Regions from separate parts of the Homo sapiens genome. Here regions 1 and 3 are each linked to region 2. A link is a loop called in an ENCODE intact Hi-C map of the cell type or tissue named here. Cell type or tissue: heart left ventricle. All regions are shown on one strand.

Region 1 (8,000 bases), 170 kb before region 2:
CAAGGCAGGGTTTTGCCAGCCAGCCTCAGGCCCCTCATCCAAGAACTGAGGGAGGCTGGGACCCTTCAGAGGGCAGGATTGTGGATTTGGTATCACCTGCTTTCCCAGTTTTCAGCAGAGAGCTGACAGGCAGGGGCTGACCGCACGCGCCTCTCCTGCTGCTGGAGGGAGCGGAGAACAGACTGTCCACTCACTCCAAGCCCAAGTGGCTGCTGTGCTGCCCGCTGGACCTCCAGAATCCTTCTCTGCACCGCACATGAGATGCACCAGTGTTGGGGCCCTGGCCTTTCCTAACACGATTTGACCTTTTGTACCTCCAGGTCTCTGCATGTGCTGACTCCTGGAATTCCCACCAACAAACCGTTTCTCCACCAAAACACCAGAGCAATCCCTCCCCGAAGCCTGTCCTAGGAGGGCTCATTGCTGGCTCAGATACTGGGCAGGGCCCTGCTCCCCCGCTGTGGGCCTTGGCCATCTGATGTCCGTGTGTGCGTACATACAGAGATTTCTCATGGGAATTGGCTTATGTGATTATAGAGGCTGAGAAGTCTCACAATCTGCCATCTGCAAGCCAGAGACCCAGGCCAGCTGATGATGTAATTCCAGTCTAAGTTTGCAAGCCTGAGAACCGGCAGTGCCGGCGTCCAAGGGCAGGAGAAGATGCATATCCCAGCTTAAGCAGAGAGAGCACATTAAGTGTACTCTGCTTTTTGTTCTGTCTTGGCCCTCCATGGACTAGATGGTGCCCACCTGCATTGGTCCACTTCTTTAGTCAGTCTACTGATTCACATGCTAATCTCTTCTGGAAATTTTCAAACAGACACACCTAGAAATACTGTTTTACCAGCTATATGGACATTCCTTAGCCAGGCGAGTTGACAAAATTCACCATCACACTTGCTTAGTTTGAGCCCACAACAGGCAGAAGTGCCAGGAGTTAACTCAGGAATTCTTCAACTGATCCTTCTCAGAGTGGAGTATGAATACCCCAACTCCACCAGTCCCAGGATTGGGGAGGCACATGAGTTTCACACCAGGACTCCACAAAGCCTGGCGTGTGGGTGGGTGCAGGGCTGCCCACTGTTACTGGGCCATGGAGAGGTAAGCACAGAAATTGAGAGTGAGCAGACACTTTTACAGCACTAGGTTATAGAAGCAACATCCAAGCTCATGGTCATTTTTCTAGCAATTCATTTCAGCAAATATATCTCGCAAAAGTGTCCATTGGCAATGAATTGGCTAGACCGACAAAAAGTTCCCAGTCCTTCGCTACAGATAGTTTGAGAACGCAGTTTGCTACCATGGCCAGAAACACTGGGTGTGTCTTTGCTGTCCCGGCCATTTGCTGCTGGCTTCTGTGGAGCCTTTCTCCACACGTCTGTGGAGAGTGTTCTGTGCAGAGCTGAGACCCCAGGGGCCAGGGCTGGAGACGTGCCGGCATGGCCTCCTCAGCAGCCATGGCAACATGGGACAGAAGGATGGCTGCCTCCGAAGCATTGTGTGGAATCGTCCTGAAGACAGCAGGGATGCGGGGGCCCCCAGCTGGTTTCTGGGGCAGCCTTCAGGGCACTGCTTGTTGCTTTCCGGATAGGCGTTGGTGGCGGAAGCAGCTGACCTGCTTCTGCTGGCCACCTTGGAATCCGGGACTCTGCTAAACCAGGACAAAGGCCAGAAGGGTCTTGGAAGGGTCTGGAGGGGAAGAAGGGAGTTGAATGGCGTCATTTTTGTTGAAGGCACAGGGCTGCCTGTTTCCCATGGAAAAGTAAAAAGATGAACAGACAGATAATCAACTGAGGTAAACAACTCTTGAAGAGTGGGCAGAACCTTCTCTAAGGTCATGACTCCTTTGAGAAAGTGACGAAAGCTGTGGGCTCTGTTCCCAGGAGATGCACGTGGGTGTGCAAACATAAACACATGCCCAACTGTAAACACATACACACGCATACATGCATGAATGAACAATTACACATGTTCATACATGTGCAACCACTGGGCACATGTGCACACATGCACAAATGTACAAATGCATGCCATTAACACAGGACATATACATATGCTTGTGTGTACACATACAAGAAAACCACACACAGGCACACACATGTGTTTATGCACATGTGTGCACACACGCACACATATGCACACACATGTACACACGTGGACACATGCACATGCACACACAAACTGCACACATGCACATTTACACATGTGCAAATGATGTTGTGCCACCTCCCAGGTGTTGTTGACACTCAGAACCATCTCTACAGTTTCCAGGGCTCAGAGATCCTGTTTTAAAAGAAAAGTGGGCATTTAAAAAGCTGCAAGAAGGAAAAGGAAACTACAGGAAGGAAATAAAAAGTCTCAAAGACTGCCTAATTAAAGTGACAGAGAGCCATTCCTTACTGCTCACTCTGCAAACCTGTGCTACGGCTGAGAGGTGCCCTCTAGAAAGGAAATGACCTACAGTTCTGGGATGTATGGTGCCATCTCCCCAGGCCTCCCCCATTGGCTTGAGCAGAGAACAGATGGCAATTTCAGCTGCAGGAAACTCAGAGAGGCACGTCTCAAACTTCAGATGCCAGGGTTGTTCCTCTGCCCCAGCCTCCAAGAAAACCTTCACAGTCAAGTCTGGCGTTGACACTATCCCCTGGAGAGCCCCTTGGTCCCTAGAGAGTCAGAGGCTTATGGCCACATGGGCTAGGCCTACGCCTTGTCACTGGGAGCTCTGGTCACTTGGCCCCTAGCCACTGGGGAGGTCAGGAGGGACTCTGGAAAGCTCCTTCAAACAGGGAGTCATTAAAAGTCCCTGCCCAACTATGTGGCTGATGGTTTTCCTGAGGCTGGGTAGGAAGGAGCAATGGGTGACCTGGGGCCCAGCATGGGGCAGCAGGACCTGGGGACCCCTGCCTTGCAGAGGCCCACACTCATGACTGGCACCGAGCCATAGCAGCACATCTCTCCCAGTGTGTGCACGTGCACACACACACAAACACATGCACACAACCACAGGCATGCACACACACACACAAAACCACAGTCACGCACACACACAAACACACAAACACATACACACAAAACCACAGGCATGCACACACACACAAACCAGGTCCATTTGACACACACATGTCACACACACAAACCACAGTCATGCACACGCACACACATAAACACAGACACACATACACAAATACACAAACACACACACAAAACCATAGGCATGCACACACACACACAAAACCACATGCATGCACACACACACACAAAACCACAGGCATGCACACACACACACAAAACCACAGGCATGCACACACACAAAACCACAGGCATGCACACACACAAAACCACAGGCATGCACGCACACACACACACACACACAACCACAGACAGGCACACATGTGCTCATCCTGAGACTGGAAAGGGTGCTGGGCAATCCACATAAATGTCCCCTTGAATCTTCTGGTGGCCCCATGGGCAGGCTCCAGAAGCTCCATCTTACAGGTGAACAGATTGGCTACACTTTAGAGGAAAATGAAGCTCGGTGAGGTTGCACAACCTGAGGTCACACAGTGAGGATGGCATCCAGGACTCCAAACCAGGTGATCAGGCTTCAAAGCCTGCATCCTCCCCATGATCCTGCCCCTGGCCCAGGGGACTGCTAAACCCAGTGTGCTGAGGACAAGGAGGACATGGGCTTAGATGAGCCTGGCCTGGACAAAGCTGTGTGGTACAGAGTGACCTGCACAGCTCATGGCCCCATCTGAGCACCAGAGTCCCATGGGATACTGAGCCACAAGACTGAGCCTACCCAGACCAGCTCTGGGAAAGAGCCTTCCCGTCACCCGTCTTGTGGCCATCTGCTTAGGCAGGGTGGCTGGACCTCAATTCCCAGGCAGCTGTGTCAAGCGAGGGGGGGGGGGTCCCTGAAAGAAGCGTGGGCCCCAGATGTGCTTTATGGAGTGGGGAGATGTAGGTTGTACAACACTTCATTACTGCCCGCAGCTGGGAAACAGCTGCCGCTCTCAGCTGGCCGGGCTGCCTGGCCCCTGGGCCACAATAGGATTGTGTGTGGGAGCTGGCAGCAGAGAGTCATTAAAGAAGCCAGCTAGGCTCTGGGAGGAGGGATTATGCTGATGCCGCAGTCCCAGAAGCTGGCCTCTGCCAGGGGAGCTGGTAATTGCGGACCAGCCACCTGGACTCTCTAGGACTCTGTTCTCCTCTTCAGAGAGAGTTGTACTCAGCTCTTGGGGTGGTTGTGAGGACTGAGGATGCAACAAATTTCCATCACACTTCAGCACAGCTCTTAGGAACTAGTGGGGTAAACCAGAGATTATCAAAGCTACTGGCTGAAATTTGCCTGAATTTCACAATGTTGCTCACCAGTAGGAATTGCTGGGGTGCGGGGAGGAAGTTCCAGGCCTGTCAATGTCAAAAACAGATCTTTCCAAGGATGCCGTCTCTCTGCTGCCTCCCTTCTGTGACAAGAGCTGTCGGTAACTGTGTTGGTGGTGAGCTACCTGGAAACTTAGTGTGAGAAACTACTAGTGGGTCCTGTGGGTCAGGAATTTGGAGACTGCATGGTGGGGACGGCTCCTCTCTGCTCTACCATGTCTGAGGCCCAAGCTGGGACATCTGACTGGTGATAATTCATTCTTACATCTTGACAGGTTTGTGGGTTGTCAACTGGGTCCTCAGTTCCTCTCCGGATGGCTAGTTGGACTTTCTCACAGCATGGTGGCTGGGTTCCCAGGATGAGTCCTCAAAGAGCCCAAAGGAAGCTACATGCTATTTATGACCTCACCTTGGCCACCCCACAGCATCCTCGCTGCCAGGCTCTCTTCATGCATATATACTACCCAGATTTAAGGGTGAGGACAAAAACCCCCTAGGGGGAGGAGTGTTGATCACATTGTGAGGGGAGCATGTGGTATAAGATATGCACATATACCCAGACATACACACACAGCTGTGGCCGTCTCTGAAAAACAGCAGCCTGCCCAGTGTTCCTGTGAGTTTTTATAGAGAGACAGAGCTTTGTCTAGGGTTTCAATCTTACAATACTCTTACTAAAGATCCTTCTGAAATGCAGTCACAAGCTGGGAGAATCCAAGAGAGCAGAGACCCCTTAGGAAAGAGCATCTCCTGGGATCTGGCCTCAGGAACTTACAAACAAGTTGGAGAAAGACCATGTAAACATAAACAAATATGCCGAAACACCCGCATAACATTTTGAGACAAAGAGAATTGCACTAATGTAAGATGAACTCAATTATGAAATTGTACAGTGCCTGGAGCTCTGCCCTGAGTGGCCCCACCAGGATCCATGGGAGAAGATTTGTCCTTGACTGAAAAGCCGGGACAACCAGCTATTTCTCCAGAGTTGCTCTGATTAGTCTGTTACCACTGAGTTTTTAAATGTATCCACACTGTATATACGATTTAAAGTAATGAGTTATTTCTTCTGTAATTAAAAAAAATAACATAAAAGTTAAATAACATAAAAGTTAAAAAAAACAACTCTTTCTTTCTTTTTTTTTTTTGGATAGGGGTTTTTACTCCTGTTGCCCAGGCTGGAGTGCAATGGCATGATCTCGGCTCACCACAACCTCCACCTCCCGGGTTCAAGCGATTCTCCTGCCTCAGCCTCCTGAGTAGCTGGGATTACAGGCGTAGACCACCATGCCTGGCTAATTTTGTATTTTTAGTAGAGATAGGGTTTCTCTATGTTGGTCAGGCTAGTTGTGAACTCCCAACGTCAGGTGATCCACCCGCCTCCGCTCCTTTTTTTTTTAATTGAAGAAGTCAACATTCCTTCTTATCTCCACCAGGCTGACCCTGGTGGCAACCGCAGTTAATAGCTTCATGTGAATTGTTTGTTTGTTTTCAAAACCTAGATTTTAATCTTTTAAATTCTTTTAAAAATATTGCCACCATCAAGGCGGGGCACCAGTCACATGGGCATGGAGGCAGTCTAGGCGCTGAGGGGGCTGGGCCACGTGTCCCCCTTTTTGGGTAGAGGGGTGAGGGTGGGGAAGGAATATGTGGGCTGGTGACCCAGAGAAGGGGCCTGGGACCAGGGCAGGGGCATTGGGAGCCAGCTTGGAAGTGTGTAAGCTGCCTAATAAAAGTGACAGAGAACCATTTCCCACTGCTCTTTGATGTTTTTGTTTTTTTAAATTTTTTTAATTAATTTTTTTTTATTATAAAAGAAAACTTTTTTTTGGCCTCCCAGGTAGCTGGGATTAAGGTGCCTGCCACCATGCCTGGCTAATTTTTGTATTTTTTAGTAGAGACGGGGTTTCACCATGTTGGCCAGGCTGGTCTCGAACTCCTGACCTCTGATGATCTGCCCGCCGCGGCCTCCCAAAGTGCTGGGATTACAGGCGTGAGCCACTGCGACCAGTCTTGATGTTTGAAATGATATTTGAAATGATACTCATAGCTGTTCCAGCACTGGCCCACAGAATTTTTGCATAATTATGTTTTTCTTGTTGTTTGTAATACTGTTTCTACTCTCTGATCATTCCTGGATATTTCTCCAGGTGACAACGCGGGAATCATTGCATTTTAGGGGAACTCTTTTTATTGAAATATCTCTTCCATATAGAAAAGGGCACACACCAGGATTGAACAACATGATGAATTTTCCCAAGGTGAACCCAAATGTGTTGTCAGCCTGAGAAAGGACAATATCAGCCCCCAGAGGCTCCCTCTGAGTGCCAACCACCCTCCAAGCCTGGTCACCATCCTTATCTCTGAAACCATAGCTGACTTTCATCTATCTTAGAAGGTATATCATTGCAACATGCAGGGTGCGTTTGTTTGAGTCTGGCTCCTACAGCACAGCATCACGTCTGCGATAATCAAAGGTTGCATTCTTTTGGACACCTGCGTTGCAACCCCTGGATTGTTGAGCCCCTCATTTATTTAGAGAAGCCATTAGGATTATAATTAGTGATGTGTTTTTTTTTTTTCTGCCAAAATTTATAGCTGCCCTGGGACTTCCTTCACAGGCAGTAGAGAAAGTGGATGGGAACAGTCCGGGCAATTATGAAGCTGGAACAATTGTAGGCTTGGATATCCCCAGAGACTTGGGTAGGATTCCTGTTGGCTTTGTGACTCTATGGCTTCTCATCTGTGGGAACATCGACAGTGGTACCAGCATGCGTTGGGGGCTGTCTAGGGTAGGCTGCGTGCAGGACACCTTATGTGTAGGGTCCACTGGGTCTCTACTACCACACAGGGGAATGCAGTTACTATCCCCACGACACAGATGAGTTAACTGAGGTATGCTCACAGAGCTGGTAAGGGCAGGGAACTGAAACCTGGACCCAGAGTGTCTGGCTTCAGAAGCCAGGCATCCATGCTCTGGGCCATGTTGTCTTCTTGAGCAGAATGGGGGCATCCAGGGTCCTTTCAGGCATATCCTTCTTCAGACACAGCCTGTGGTCCCTCTGCAGGGCCCTGGAGTAGGTCACTGTGTTCAGTTTCTTTTGTTTAAGCTGGGGATTTCCATAACCCCTGCTACATGTAGTCTCTAGGTTCAAGCTGTTCTGTGGGTGAGTCTGATGGCTCCTTCCAGCACATTCGTTCAGCTGGCCAGGGCTGAGGCTCCAGTGTGGGTCAACTGGGACAGCAGAGTCCAGCAGACATTTCACCAGAGTATACTTGGGAAGTCACTGTGGTCGTGGGCAGCTGGTGCCCTCCATACGGAGAACTGGAAAAACATTTATTTTAAAAGAATTGAATATACCACTTTGGAAAATCATGCCAGTATGCGAACCCATTGTTTTTTAAATGGGTCTTGTTCTCCCAGTGAATACTTGCTTGGTAACTCTTTTTTGCATTATATAATTGATTTACACATTCTCACCTTTGCCAGTGAAAGGGAAAAATCACACAGATGACAAAATGCCCAGAGCATCTGAAACCACACCCTTGTCCTGGGCTTCAGTATCCTGGGGAAGTTCTCATTTGCAAATAATAAATTGCTGTATATTTCCTCT
Region 2 (8,000 bases):
CTCCACCTCCCGGGTTCAAGTGATTCTCCTGCCTCAGCCTCCTGAGTAACTGGGATTACAGGTGCACGCCACCTGCCTGGCTAATTTTTGTATTTTTAGTAGAGACGGGGCTTCACCATGTTGGCCAGACTGGTCTCGAACTCCTGACCTCGTGATCTGCCCACTTTGGCCTCCCAGAGTGCTGGGATTACAGGCATGAGCCACCATGCTTGGCCCAGTCTAGCTTTTTAATATAAATTTCATTATGTTTTGATGTTAATAATTATTAAATTTGAAACTTTTTGAAAGTATTTTAAATTATTTAAAATATTAAAATTTTAAATGTAAAATATTGTCGATTATTTCCTACATGGTTTATGGGTTTCCAGTCATGTTTAGGAAGGTCCCCTCTGACTGCTTTTTCTCTCTGCTGTCCCACACCACTCACCACTCACTTCTGACCTCAGATGTTGGGTGGGGGGTTTCCCACACACCAACCAGTTTTCTAGTGGGCACCAGCTGGGTGTTCTATAATTCAGTTCTGACATGACCTGCCTGGAGATAATGATGGCTCAGTCCCACAAGACTCCCCCCGCTTCAGATCCCAGCCTATACTGAATGACTGACTATAAATTGGGGTTCCCACAATTGCGACCTCCTTGGCCTCCATTAATTTGCTAGAGCAGCTCATGGAACTCAGGGAAATGTTTTACCGACATTTACCCATTTATTATAGAGATAGTAAAAAGGATACAGATGAAGAGATGCATGGGCTGAGGCATGGGGGAGAGTGTGGAGCTTCCATGCCCTTTCCAGGTGCCACCCCCAGGAACCTGTGTGTGTTCTGCTAGCCACAAGCTCTCTGAGCCCTGTCCTTTGAGGCTTCATTACATAGGCATGATTCCTTAAGGGTGTCCAAACTTTTGGCTTCCCTGGGCCACATTGGAAGAAGAATTGTCTTAGGCCACACATAAAATACACTAACACTAATGATAGCTGATGAACTAAAAACCAAACAAACAAACAAACAAAAACTCATAAAAAAGTTTACGAATTTGTGTTGGGCTGCATTCAAAGCTATCCTGGGCCACATTTGGCCCATGGGGTGGACAAGCTTGGATTAAACCACTGGTCATGGGTGATAAACTCAACCTTCACTCAGAGGTTGGGTGAGACTGAAGGTCCCAATTCTCTAATGATGGCTTGGCCTTTCTCCTTTCTCAAGAGCAGCCTCATCCTGAAGCTATCTAGGGTCCCCCAGCTACCAGTGCTCTCATTAACACACAAAAGACATTCTTATCACTCTGGAGATGCCAAAGGTTTTAGGAGCGTGTGCCAGAAACCAGGGCAGAGACGAAATATATGTTTCTCACATAGATCACAACATCACACGCCATTACGGTGTATTTTAAAAATGTAGATTGTCACTCCTAGCTCCCCCTGTGTCTCTGTGACATCTACGTGCATCTGCACAAGGACAGCAGGACTCTGAAGGGCAGGGCCCTGGATGATTGTTCTCACTGTAGCCCCCTCCCCCGCAATCAGGAGTGACCTCATTTCTTTTGAATTTTCTTTCTGCAGGACCAAGTTCCTGGGTGTGGCTGCTCTTTTCCACTCTTGAATTCTTCTAGGGTTTGCATAAATAAAAAAATTCATGGAGCAGGTTCCTGTACTAAGGCTGCTTGGAAAATTCATGGACTTTTTTGGGAAAGCAATCTTTTTTTTTTCTAAATAAGGAGAAAATACCAGAATGATTAATCCAGGTGAGGTCTCACATAATCTGTGAATTAATTCTTTCCCATTTCTCTTTTATTTGGTAGTAGTGTGGACTTGTTGATAACATGAATTCAAGTCTGGATTCCTTTTGCATTCTGCCACAAATATCCTCTACTAAATAAAAGGTTTTCAGTGGTGTCTGAGCCCCTTTTCATTTCATGTAAAATGACAGGATTGGATTGGATGACTCGAGGTCCCTTCCACATCAGCTCTCCCGTCATGCCAGAATTATCCACCATTGCACCACCCCTTCACTCCTGGCCCTGACCCTAAAAACAAAGGGGATTTGTCAGAAAGGGCAGGGATTTATCAGTGTTTTTCTTGTGAGATAACATGCACAGCTGTAGAAAACCTTCACTATTCTCCACCATCTGTGGTTGGAAAAACTTGATCAGTAGTTAAGATTTTTAAAATTAAAATATCCCCTTAACCTGCTGTGATATGATCTACAGTAACAAGCTAGCCTTTAGAAATTCTCCTACAATGGCCAGGTAGAGGATTGGCTTGGTCAGAGCAGGGCACAGCTCCATTCTGGCTGTTGACTCAGAGCCTCTCTCTAGGGTCCTCAGACAGCGTGCTGTCAATCAACTTCAGCAGGATCACTGACACTAGCCATGATTTATTGGACTTAGCATTCATTATGTCTTTTTTTTTCCCTTATTCACTCAATTTTTGCCCCAACTAGTTTTCAAGTTAGGTAACCACCATAAACAGTTTGTAGTTTTTTCCTGTCATACCTTAAATTCCTTAAAAATGCAATTGTGAAGTATTCGATTTGTTCCAAGTACTATACAAATATTCTTACATGCTATGAATGTGTAAGCGTAACATGCAAATGTAGCTATGTTATGGTTACAAATCTTATAGAAATATCACTGCTGAGGTATAAGATGAGACTAATACCATAAATATATGCCATGACCCAAGCCAAGGAACCTCCTCTGGGCTCTTCCACCTTGTTATTCTAACATCACACTCCCATCCCAACCTACTTCTGAAATACCTCCCAAATCCATCCACATTCCTCATTTTCAATGCTGCCATTCTAGTTTCAGCAATTATCATTTTTTGCCTGGACTACCCACTGGTCTGCTAACTGGTCTCTTACTGTATCTCTACAATCACGTCTCTGTTGCATAAACTTTCTCATGGCTTTCCAACACACTGGAATAAATTCAAACTACAAAGACCCCACCAGCCAGCCCAGTTGCCTCTCCACATATCCTATTCCCTACCTGGGCTTACCTGCTCCCTCCACGTTCACAGGCTTCCTTCTGTTCCCGGGCTCGGCAAAATGGCGCCTGCCTCAGGGACATTGCCCACACCACAGTGTCCTCCATGGCGGGCTTCTTCCCTTCACTCAGTCATTGCTTCAGAGGGGCCCGTCCTGATGATTCTGCAGAAAGTTCTGTGCTCTCTGCTCACCCTCACAAGGTGAACACGCTGGGCCTGCCTCACCGGCTGCCATGGCCCCATCCCAGAGCAGCACCTGGCCAGGGCAGTGGCCAGCACACACTGTGGAGGGAATGAATGGGGGACAAAACCTATCTCATAGGAGTGTGGGGTCCAGCAAGGTCACGTCTGGGCATCCAGTGCCCTCCCTGGCAACAGTGAGTACCACATGAGTGGTGGGGGAGAAGTCATCAAAGTCTTTCATAGCTCACCTCCGACTCTCCCTAGAACTCTAGAATCCCTTTTGTGTTCCTTTAAAGACATTTTTTTTTCTCTTGAGATGGAGTTTCACTCTTGTTGCCCAGGCTGGAGTGTAATGGCGCGATCTTTGCTCACTACAACATCCGCCTCCTGGGTTCAAGCAATTCTCCTATCTCAGCCTCCTGAGTAGCTAGGATTACAGGCGCCCGCCACTATGCCTGGCTAATTTTTGTATTTTTAGTAGAGACGGGGTTTCACCATGTTGGCCAGGCTGGTCTCGAACTGCTGATCTCAGGTGATCAGCCTGCCTTGGCCTCCCAAGGTGCTGGGATTACAGGCATGAGCCACTGCGCCCAGCCCCTTTAGAGACATTTTAACAGAGAAGTCCTTCAGTCCCTCAAATGCCCCACCTTCCTTTTTTACAGCCTTTTTCCTCTCCTGAGAAATAACAGGATGGTTCACCCAGGCATGAGGGTCAGCCCCACCTCCCCCGTCTTTCTTTTCCATCGGTTATCAAGCCTGGTCTGTATCACCCCTTGACATCTCACATATCAATCCCTCTTTCCATAACCAGCAGGGCATCTTCATGACAGGTTTGGAACCCAAGCTACAGAATCAGTTCCTAGTTCTACCCTTGGACAGTTATGGGACGGTGAGTAACAGATGGAAAAACTTTCAGCCTCAGTTTCTCCCTCCTTAACGTGGGAAGAAAAGTAATTCTGTAGTTAATGTGGAGACTTTCTGAGAGGAATAGAAAAGACAGTTGGTGCAGGCATGTGGCTGGCACATGGGAGAACTCAATAGTGAGCAGCAGGTATCTGCCCGGGGCAGGAGTGCTTCCTCATGCCCGGGATGGCTTTCCTTCTTTCACCCCAGCCTCCCGCCCAGCCTATGCCCTACGCAGCAGAGTGCAGAGGATGTTCCCAAAGCCTCCATAGGATGGCGCCGTGCTTCTCCTAGTGCTGCCTCCTCAACTCAGTCCCAAATCCAGACAGCTGGGTTGGTGCCCTCGGCTCGCAGGTCACAGGCTCTGATGCACTCTGTCTCCACCTGTGCAGTCCTCTTCCTACTTCACATCCCCTCCTCTCTTCCTGTGTCTGCTTGGGCACCCCGTCCCTCCACCCCAGACCTGTAGAGACAGAGCTGGGATGTCCTTACGTTGGCCTCTCAAGGTCCCTTAATATAGCCTCCCATAACCCTGACTCACAACCGCCACCTTTTGGTTCCTCCTACTCCATGGCATGCTGCTGTGGAGGCCAAGTCCCCAGCACTGCGTTCCCCAGGCAATGCTGAAGAAAAGGCCAGGGCTGCTCATCAAGGAAGGTGTTGTCATTAGGGCAGCCGTGGTTTTCCTAGGCAGCCAGACTTACCATGGGCATGTAGAGAAAAAGCACCAAGATCTTTGTAAAATTGACTTCCATTTTGTGTTAAAAGGCTTGTTATACCTATAAACAGTGATAACAACATATTTATACATGGGAATAAGACTTAAAAACAGACACAAACGGGCCAATCAACAGTATCATGGAACAATGTGTACTTTACAACACCATTCTTTTTTCAAGTTGAAAGCATGCAAACCTAAACAGTATATATTTTGAGGGATGTATATGCATGTAATAAAGATTAGAAAAGCAAGGAAATGATGACAAAATAAACATTTGAAAAATAAAATGGGAAGAGACAAGAGGCCAAGGACTGTGGCAAGGTGGAGTTTGGGTGGACAGCAGGGAATAAATGCCGGATTGGGTGAATGGGGAGTGAACTCTACCCACCGTACTGGCACAGAAACTGGGATGTGGGGATGCTAATGTGGCCGAGATCACATAGCTAGGAAGTGGCAGAGCTGGGATTCATGCTTAGGTTGGTCTGACTCTACAGCTCTTCATGTTGTTCCTTGATACCAGAGACAACATCAAGAAAGCCATGTGTTAGAACGAGCTCGTCTGGGGTGGAGGGCAGCAGGAGAAGAGAAGGCAGCTGGGAGGCCAGGTGGAGGGTGGCGGTGGCCAGGATGGAAATGGAGGAGAGGCTGGAAAGGCAGGAAGGAGCCCCAGGGAGTGTTGTCTGAGAAGCCTAAGTTGGGGCATGAGGAGGGAAAGTGTGTGAGTTGAATAGTGTCAAATGGAGCAGACGTCATAAGACTTTTGCTATGGACTGAATTGTGTCACTCCCAAATTCATATGTTGAAGTCCTAACTCCCAACATGGCTGTATCTTGACATAGGGTTTTAGGAGGTAATTAAGGCTAAATGAGATTGTAAGAGTGGGCTGTTGTCATGGGGTTAGTGTCCTTATAAGCGAGCTGAGAGCTTTCTCTCCCTCTCTTTCTCTATCCCCTCCCTTTTACCCCACTTCCCCACTTCACCACTTGAGGATAAGCAAGAAGACAGCCATCTGTAAGCCAGAAAGAGAGCCCTCACCAGAACCCCACCATGCTAGCACCCTGATCTGGGACCTCCAGCCTCCAGAACTGTGAGAAAATAATGTCTGTCATTTAAGCCATGCAGTCTATGCTGTTTTGTTCTGGAAGCCCAAGAAGACAAATACAGCCTCGTTCCTGGAATGTTGAAAGTGTCACTGGGGCGAAGATGGTATACAGCCTCTTATTTTGAACTCCCACTGTTCTAACATTCGTTCATGAAACATCTTTTGTGAATTGATGCCAGGCAAGTGGTATAAAAAGGAAAAGGCACCCGTCTTGTGAGTCCAGGCTGCATCCGCTGAAGCTGTCCCTGCTGGCGGCTGCAGTTCTCCTCACAGGGCGACCACATTCACAAACACCCTCAGGGCAGTGTCCCAGAAACAGAGCTTCCCAACTGAGATCTGTCCTACTTTTGAAGATGACTGCTGTATTGCTCAGGGAGGGAGAATTTTCAATCCTTGCAAAGCAAGACAGAAACAAAAGGGGTACTTGGCCTTCTCAACCGGTGTGCATGTACAGTATTTGAGGGCGCTACCTTTAGACAGCAGGGTGAGTGTGCAAAGGGATCCTCGTGTTGGAAGATGGGGGTAAAGGGGTATGAGTCTGAGTTCCTCCTGAAACACCAGCCTCTCTCAGAGGCAGCAGCGGAGCTCCGCGTATGCTGGCGCTCTCTTTCTTGCATCGTGTTCATGGATTTCTAAATTCCCTTGCTAATGGCAACAGAAATACCACCATCAAAACTAACGTCTCAAGGGTCCAAGGTTTCAATCACACAAAGCCCAGGTTATCATAGGAACATGGGGCAGGCAAGGAGGGGGCCCCTGGGGAGCCATCTTCATGTGTCCTCATTAAAATGAAGGGAGTCATTCAGAGATTTGACTGTGTTTGTCTCCTTCTACTATTTTTCTTTAAAAAGCTGTTTCAGTTAGAGTAGGAAGAGCAAGATACACTTATTTCTGAAATGGGTGCAAGAACTTTCAAATATGGAAACACAACACCTTTCTATTTTTTGAATTCTGCTTTTAAAACGGAAAAATACTTGTTCTTCTTGAGAATTGGGCTTTCTGCTTTGAAGGAGGTAATATCAAAGCAATATTTTATTTGCAAGTAATGAACTGTACTCTTTTAACTTGTTTTGCTAAAGCATTGCTCTTCTGGGTACTTCATAGTTAAAGTATTGTGCCCTCCCACCTACCCTGAAGTTTTTGCTAGTCTTTGTGCATGACATTCAAAATAACGTACTTCTGCCACTACAAGGTGTGAGCACACTTCTAAATGACAAAATGATTGAGTTATCATCAAGATATTGTTCAGTATAAACATCATTTTACTTTTCTAAACTTTTAAAAGTGGCCAACACATTCAGTCGCTGTATTATCTTTTGATTAACCCAAGTGCTCAGCTATCCATCGCATTCCACGAAGTCAGTTTGCAATTAATGAGCAGGACACAGTTTATCAGCATGCCTGAGAAAAGCGATTGTATCTGGATGTCCTCAGCCCTTTCCCCTCCAAATAGGCTGTGTGGTGAGTGCTCCTTCGAATGGTACAGATGGCCGGCCTGTTTATCCTCTCCTGCCCTTGCTTCGGGCCATGCCTAAGTGCCTCACCCCTGGCTGAGTGACATCAGGTCCAGCTGGAAGTGGGGCACCAAAATGCCTGCCTCACTGGAGCTTGGTGGTGTCTGTTTGCTCACCTGCAAGGCCAGCATGGCCTTTTATTAGAGGTCTCAGGGGGCTGGGGGAGGCCATAGCTCTTTGAATTTCTCTTATTAACTCTTCTTTGACTGGTTCCAAGTCAAAGACTTCTGCGTGCATATGTACACACACTGTATCACACACACCACACACTCACACTACCCATGGATATGCACACATACCACATACCACACACACATATGCACACACACACCACACAACACCACACACATATATGCACGGATATGCACACACACCACACTACACACATCATACACACACTACACAATGTTACACACACCTATACACACACATACACACACATGCACACATACTGCGCTACACGCACCACGCACATACATGCACACACACCGCACTACACACATCATACACGTACCACACAATACTATGCACACCTATACACACGCATATGCATATGCACCACACACACACGTTATACATCCCCCACATA
Region 3 (8,000 bases), 120 kb before region 2:
CTGCCTGAGCTGGCGGTTTCGGTGGAGCCCTGGCCAGGCCACAGTAGGGTGCTGGGGGCTTGGCTGGAAAGTGGGTGTGAGGGACAGGAGAGATGCTGGGAAGGAAAGTGCAGGTGTGTGGTGTGAGGGAGGCAGGCTCCAGGTATCAGGCCTGCCAGAGGATCTCACAAGGATCTTCCTCTAGGGTGCTAACTCCTCTGAGCAACCCCAAGGTCTTTGGGACATGCAGGCCCTGTCTCTAGTCGTCTGAGATTTAAAAGGCTGGCGTGTCCTGAATCAGGATTCGAATCTCAGCCTCCTGACTAGAGGCCAGGTCTTGTGACTGCAGGGCAATTATTTTGTTATTTGGATTAATCCCACGGCAAAACCCACCACAAGCGTTGACCTTTCTCATGCTTGGCCCTATGGAAAGGCAGCCCAGCCAGATAAGGAGTTTGTGAACTCCTGAAAAATGTTTTCACTCAGATGAGATCAGCAGGCCTTTGGAAGTACCTTCTCAGAGGTCAGGGCCTAGGGCACTAGCCGCAGGGTGGCTCTGAGAATCGGTGGAGGGAATGCTGGGGTGGCGTCAGCAGGTCCAGCTTCAAATCCCACTCCCAGCGCTCACCAATCTCCACTCCTCCGCATTTCTTTGATTGGCAGTGGTGGAGGACAAGGGTCCCCCCTCCTCTGGATCTTCTGTGTGAAAGCATGGTGCCTCCTTTCTGGCACAGAAGTGATCAAACGGCTACCTACCCCTCATCCTCCCATTATTGTGCAGTGTACGTGTGGGCTCCCTGAAAAGCATGGAGCAGAGGTGTAGACGTTTGATTAAGTGCTTCCTAAGCTTGATGGTCGAGCCTTGTTTCAGCTGCTGAATTTGCTGTGTGCAGCCTGGCATTGTTCTCAGGAGGGTCTTTCATATGTGTCTGAGGACATAAGGACAGATGAGAAGCAGGCCAGGGGAGAAGTGATCTCTGCCTCCCCACCTCACACCCACATGGCACAGGAGGACAGGGTTGACTGCATCGGTGTCCCTGTGGGAAGGTGAGTGGGGAATGAAGTACCACTCGCTCGGCAATGACTCATTATCATCTGAAGAAAAGTGCCTGGGGGTTGGAGGTCAGGAAATGTCTGTCATTTGCTTCCTCTAGGTTTGATTTAACCTGATGAGAGTTAACCTGCTTATACATGCACAGGTTGTTTTTATCCCTGTGAAATCTCATGGTGGGTGAGAAAGGTAGGTCTAATGCCTGGGCCCCTCCATATTCCGGCTCCGTGGGTCTGATGGGACACCTGGGCTTGGGGATCTTTCAGAGCTGCCCAGGGAATTCTGGTGTGAGCAAAGCTTGAGAATCTCTGCTCCCAATCTTGATATTCTACATTATAAAGAAACAAATATCAACTGGTTTCTGCCAGGGACCTACCCTACGCCATCCCATCATTGTACTCTTCTGCGGCCATGGTCCTCAGGGATTTCAACCTGGCCAGGACCTGGGAGCCTTGAGAAGTCCAGTCGTTTTCAAAGGCCTGCGGGCCCCTGCAATCCTGGGCTGAATTCTGGGCTTCTGGATTAGCTCTCAGACCCCATTCCTCTCACCCTTGCTTCCTAAGGAAGTTTTGCCCATTTTTTGGCCAACATTGAGATCACATATTTGTACTTAGGCAAGTGACCTACTTGCATTTCACCATGAAGTCCGAATCCAACGATGGAAACTCAAGGCTTCCTTACTGCTTTCATTGTGCTATGCTGACTTGTAGGTAGAGAACTTTATTCATCCAAAAGTCCAAAGGTGTGTTAGGATTGTTCCAAAACTCTGTGTGATATCTGTTTGTCCAGAAAAAAAGAAAAACCCACACAAAAAGAAAGTATAATTCATCCTTCAGCATGGAGACCCTTGACCAGATCTCAATCTAGCAAAATCCACACTGTCCCCTTGACAGATGCTTTCATGAAGAGTCAGCTATCACAGCCTCAGCCCCCATGACCACTCAGACCAGACTGGAGTGGAGGTGGTGCTGGCCCTGCTGGCCTCTGGTTGTTCATGTTAAGTCTGCAGCCAGAGCTTTTTCTGTGTCAAAAAGTGTCTGCAAAATGACAGAGCCACCTTGTCACAGTGGCTCTTTCATTTTGCAGACACTTTTTGCCTTCTACAGATGCTGGTCATGCCTCAGTGGCAAGCAGGCAGAATTGCAGTCCAGAGCTGCCCCACAGAGTGTAGGGTGGGGGTGAGGTCAGATCTCAGCACTATGAAGACCACTCTGTGTTTACCCCATTTTCCTCCCATATAGTTGCTACTCATCAGGTTATATTTTTGACTTGAGAAAATTGTGCCTGTGAATTTCTTTCAATATCCTCATCTTAAACAAAATGGACTTCCAAAGCACCAGTCTAACTGGGGCCATTTTGAATTCAGACATGGTCAAAAAATCTGTCAAATAATGCACAAAATTCTATGTTTCTTGACTTTAAATCTCCACTCACCTGCCAAGGCCGCCCTAGAACATCTTAAAACAAGAAGTTGTTTCTTAGGGCCAGATCCATTTATAACATCTGCAGACAGGGGAGAGAGACATCCTGATCCTATAGCCTCTTCCTTTTTCCTTCTCCCACGTGAGCCTGATGGGTTAGCCTCGTGACTAATATTTGTTACAAATTCCCCACTTGCTCTTTAACCAGTGATAATGCACCAGCCTCCAATGGCAACAGATTGGGCACAGCATTACTTAATTGCTATCTCCTATTTTGGTTTAAAGTCTTCTGACTTCAACATTTAACAGTATTGGATATCAGCTGTGGAATATACCACCAAAGATAGACTATCTCGCAAAAATAATATGCCATGTATTTCAAAATCATAGCATTTGCTGTCAGCTCATATTTCTGGCCAAATATGGAAAGAAAGATACCCTTTGCCAAAGCCGTTTTGGACCTTTGAACAAGGCAGCTCTCTGTAACAATCCTTGGTGAGAACATGTTCTTCTGTGAGACTGCATGCCACATTTCATATTTGCGTAGGACTCTCATCCCCGCGACTGCTGAAGCACTTGGCATGGGTTCTCTCCAGTTTGCTCTGAGGTGGGAAGCTCAGCTAGGGTGGGTTTCCCATGAATGAGAGTTGGGAAAGCAGCTGTCTCAAAGCCAGAGTCGCGGACCTGGGGGAAGAAGGAAATAAGTGGCACTAGAATTAGAGACCAGGTCCTTTGTGTCCAATCCAGCAGCATTCTGCCTCTCTCTGGATGCCCTGAGTACATTTGTAGGTCTTCTGACTCCTGAGAATTAATGTGAGACTGGGTGGAATCAGGAATTAGCATCCACGCTTGATCGTAGAGCCTCGTCTGCAGGCCTGGGTGGTCACTACACATTTCTTTCCACTGGGCGATGCTGTGCTTTCTTTCAAAAGCTCATTAGAGATGCTCCCTCCCTTTGAAAGGCACAGAGATGTTTCATGTGCCATTTTCAATTTATCCAAGTTGCTACTCCAAAGAGGTGGAAATTACAAGAGGGTGTGCTTGTGAAACTGGAGGAGTCTCCCCGGCTGCAGCTCTGGGGACAGCATCTCACTGAGCTTGGGATGAAGTTGCTGGGCAGGACCAGACGATGGGATGCTGTTTTTCATTCTCGGTTTGGCTCTGCCTCTGAATGGTGGGGAGTACACCCTGTTCTGGGAGGAATAGGAAGGTCAATTTTAGTACTTTGATGTTGCTTTACAAAAGTGGAGGAAATCAAATACAGACTCCTGAAATATTAGCAACCCCAGGGTTTGTGTTGCATTTTCTAAGTTTTGGAAAAGATGATCCAGGAAGATGGGGGTCCTCCTTAAGCTGATGAATGTTACTCTGCTCTTCCCTTCTGCCTGCTTCTTACCACCCAGCATCTCCGCTGTCCTGAGGTTGGGCTGTCCTGGGAAGCTGTCTGCAGCTGGAGCTTTGAGTTGAGCTGGCTCCATGTGAGTGACGGAAACTCGGCTCTGGTTCCCTGGCCCAGGGCCCAGCTCCCCTTTCCCTCTCCCTGGGGCGCTGATGAAGTGAGGAGTGCGTGCATGAGCAGGCTGCTTGTGTGTCTGCTTACCTTGGCATCCAAAACACTCCAGCCCCATCTTCCCTGTGTGAAAATACTCACTACAAGCTTCTGCCTGTTTCCACTTTCAGTGCTTGCTCCCATCAACTTGCTTCTTCTTGGAAAGCTAGAATCCTGCAGCTGGATTGACCAGCACAAAGACCTTTGTGCTGGCTGAATAGCAAGGGACCTTCATGTGACTGGCAAGTGACTTGATTTCCCATGGGTTGCATCATGTTTTGGGGCACGAGGGAAGCATGGGACACTCCAAGGGGATTAGGTCCCTGGGGAAAAGTGCATACCGGTGGCTTTTGAGTCAATATTCTTTTAAGTTCGTGCCCAGTTTGCATCAGAGAAAAGGTTGTGCCCAAATGAAGATAGTCAGTGAACTTGTAGAATGTCACCAACCTGTCCAGGAGGTTGTACCCTCTAAGGCAGTCACAAGACTGCTGCGTGTTTGACATGATGGTTCAGGAAGGGGAGCCCCAACTGACCAGCATCAGGTTCTCTGTGGGTTGCTGAGTGGATGAAGCAATTAGGAGTAAGAGCACAGGAGCCTGGGGACAGGAAAGGCCACGCAGAAGCACTTCCTAGATGCGGTGGATAGATGCGGGCTCTGCCCATACTGTGGCCATAGTTGAGCAATGCCATGTGGCTATAGGGGCTTTCTTAAATTATAAACAGGTCTAACTAATATGGCTATATCTTCTTTTCAGAAGGGGCCACGGGGCCCTAGCCTCAGTCTACATCAGGTGCTGTCCAGGTGATATAGCACCGAGGAAAGAGAGCTCAGTCGCACTCCTGGCTCCCTGGGGACCATGGTAGCTCCAAAGGCTCCCTGTGGCTGGAGAGCTGTCTGTCCTCACCCCTTGTACAGCAGCACTTTTGACCCCTGAACCCATTGCTTTCATTTCTCTATTCCATTCATTTCAGTGTCTGCCTTGGTGAATTTGGGGTCAGCTGCCAAAATGATTGGAAGAGAAGCCAGTTGTTTTCACTAGGAGACAAGCATTAAAGAATAGACATCGTCTTTATCAACAGTTATTGTTTCTTTATCTTTACACTGGGGCAAGCGGTTTTATAATTATCCCTCTTAATCACACAACTGCCCTGTGCAGTAGGTATTCTTCTTAAACCCATTTAATGGATAAGCAAACTGAGACACAGAGAGATATGCAGCTCATTGGAGGTCTTTCTCACCACGAGTTCCTGGAAGAATCTGGATTACAATCTAGGTCACATTTCACGCATCACAGGCTGGGAGTAAGAGAAGAGATATAACTCCTAAATTCTGAGTAGCCCTTATGCATATGCCCTGTAACCAAAAGCAAAGCTCAAGCCTCCTTCCTGCGCATGTGGTACCTTGACGGTTCAGGGACGCTTCAAGGCACACCTCTGATCCCAGCAGCACAGACAGCACAGACCAGCCACCTAGAACTCCCTGTGAATAGAGATGACCTGTAGGTGTTCCCCTAATATTTGGAAATAAGTGAATGGCAACGAGAAAGGTGGTCCAAGGAATTTACTAAGCATGAAGAAGAACTTCCAGGGACATCCAAGGTCTTGCACACCTACCCTGACCCCATCCGGTGGTGTTAGGATCACAAAATAGAGACTTGTTATTTCAATGAGGATTCCAGGAGCTCCTGGGAAGTCTTTGCTGGTTCACAGATGTGTTTACACTCAGGATATTCTTTCAATGGCATATTTTTGAGTTACTTTCAACAAAAGGCATTAAAATGCAAGGGGTTTCTGCATAATTTTCAATTAAAAAGACAATGCATTGATCAGAGTCATCAGTGGTTTGCAACTGTTCTCGGGGAATGGGCTTTCTGGAAGGAAGCGTAGGAGGGAAGTGCAGATAATTTTGAGTATCACCTTTTCCAAAAAGTAGTGTGGCTGTGATGACGCTGTGGTTTCCTGTGAGCCCAGAATACAGTACCCCTGTGTTTGGCCTGCCAGGGCAGGTGAACATTCCCCAGGCTTGCTCTGTGTCACGGATACCCAGCTCACCAGATGGATGCAGTATGGTGGGTGCCCTGGTAGCCGAAGCTGGCTCTGATGCAAAGATCTGGTGCAGAATTTATAAAGCAATATCTCATTTCTGGTTGATGGTGACTCACTAGAGGTGTTGGAACATTTTTTTTTTCCTATTTCGTGTCAAAGATTCTTGGGATGAAATAAGTTAAAAAGATGTTTCTAGAAGACAAGTAAGTATCAAAAAATAAAAGGAGCTGAAACATCCACCAAAGTGAATATTAAGAGAAATTCGACACTCCAGAGATTGTGAATGTCCTTTTATCCTGGCCTAGATAATGAGGCATGCACAGGTAATACTGTGGGCTACTTGGTGCCATTAGAAGAAAATGCTGACTGAGCTTACAATCATGTCTTCAGTTCTATTTAGTCAGATCTTTTGGTTATTTCATTCGCATGCTGAAGTTCTGTTTCCTTGTCATTTGGAGATGTTTAACTGTGGCATATGTCAGAACCACAGGCAATTGAGAATAGATTAATCAATACCTCCATCAATGGACACTTGAAGAAGACACATAACTCAAACCTTATGTTAAATCTTAGAGGAAAAGTCAGGTTTTTATTGTAGTTCATTTTTTGGAGATGATTGCAAATTTAGTTATTTTGCATCTATTTTTAGGCAGAAATATTAACAGTTCAAGAAAAGCCAAGAGTTTTATCAGAATAAAAAAGGAGATTGTCTACCATGTAAAACCAGCTGCAAATCCACTGAGAATCACTCCTGGGCACCATCAGTGTGGGAGCTGCTTCCCTAAGAGCTGAGACTGCCAGCACGCGTGAAAATACCACCCAGCTCTTCCAAGACTGGCCCCATGCTGGCAGAAGCTAATGTGTGCAGCTCAATAGTATGATGTCAAGTCCAGATCTTGAAAGCAGACTGCCAAGTGAGCGAGGACACCTGCTTCAGTGGTAGGGTGAGGGAGGCTGCGAAATTCACCAAGAGGTAAACAGCAGCTGAGAAAGCCTTGGGAGACTGGGTGGGACTCAGATGACCAGAGAAAGCCTTTCCAGGAAGAAAGACTGAGGGAGGCAAAGTGACAAATGCATGAGCGAGTGGGGTCATGGCTGACCATGGGACTGCAAGATGACTAAGGCAGGGGCTCTGGGAGTCAGCACCAGAGAAGGAGTGGAAGGGGAGCGGCCTGTCAAAAGGCTTTGGAAACAGAACCCAGTTGTGGAAACTGAGGTGCATGAGTCCGGCATAGTTGTTTAGGAAGCGGCAAGTCTGGCTCTGAGGAATGACGTGGGAGCTCAGGTCATGACCGTGCAAAGAATAAGGAACCCAGAGACTGGGGTGACACTGCAGACGAAGGTGTCTGGATTGCTAGGGAGTCTGAAGATGGGTGGGTTCCAGGGGAGCCTGGGAACCCAAACTGTGCTCTTCCTTCTTCTTGGTCTCAGAAGAGTGAAGAACCAGAGGGAGTGGCAGAAGACTTTCATGTGAGAGACTCTGAGGTTGAGACTTGGACTTTATTGTACAATAGAGCATTTGGCTGGCCTTTGTCTCCGGTTCCTGGGAAGGACCCTCTAAATCCTTGGTATTTCCTGAGTGATAGGATGTCTTTGTTACTCATGGTAGGCCCCTGTGACCACACCAGAATTCATGCTAACAGGAAGACTCGGGATGGGGGCTGGTCACACCAGAAAGATCAACATGTGACTAGAGAGTTGGGGCTCTGAGCCCCTATAAGTCTGGCCTCGGGGAGGGGATGTGGCTGGAGATTGAGTTCAATCCCATAGCCATTGAATCAATGAAGCCTACATACTGAGACCCCAATAGGCACTCTGGACACCTGAAGTTCAGCTGAGCTTCCCTGGTTGGTCATACATCCATGTGCCAGGACAGTGACATATCCTGAGGACATGAAAACTTCATCCATATTTGGAACCCTCCTAAATCTCACCCTCTGTGTCTCACATTGCT

What was found. Peaks named below come from ENCODE experiments on the same cell type or tissue, not always from the same donor. Only the 100,000 strongest peaks of a DNase experiment are listed, where the experiment ranks them.
Region 1: a loop joins it to region 2, with 1.9 times the contacts of the local background. A loop is called at or near these places in 5 of 110 quality-filtered maps.
Region 3: a loop joins it to region 2, with 2.1 times the contacts of the local background. A loop is called at or near these places in 3 of 110 quality-filtered maps.

What each region holds. Positions count from the first base shown.
Region 1 is chr9:89,746,364-89,754,363 of GRCh38, forward strand. No RefSeq gene overlaps it. Among named protein-coding and RNA genes, the nearest start is that of LINC03062, 110 kb to the left of the region's middle. RefSeq lists an enhancer at 2,376-2,887. In heart left ventricle, no CTCF peak of the experiment used is centred here; DNase peaks (open chromatin) are centred at 1,388 and 4,048; H3K27ac peaks cover 251 bases.
Region 2 is chr9:89,914,917-89,922,916 of GRCh38, forward strand. No RefSeq gene overlaps it. Among named protein-coding and RNA genes, the nearest start is that of MIR4290, 100 kb to the right of the region's middle. RefSeq lists an enhancer at 6,260-6,429. In heart left ventricle, a CTCF peak has its summit at 4,634 (motif pointing left); a DNase peak (open chromatin) is centred at 4,608.
Region 3 is chr9:89,798,923-89,806,922 of GRCh38, forward strand. LOC107987032 (a long non-coding RNA gene) reads right to left here and starts at 4,291. Exons shown (of 2, transcript XR_001746572.1): 1 at 4,103-4,291; 2 at 2,805-3,644. In heart left ventricle, no CTCF peak of the experiment used is centred here; a DNase peak (open chromatin) is centred at 3,969.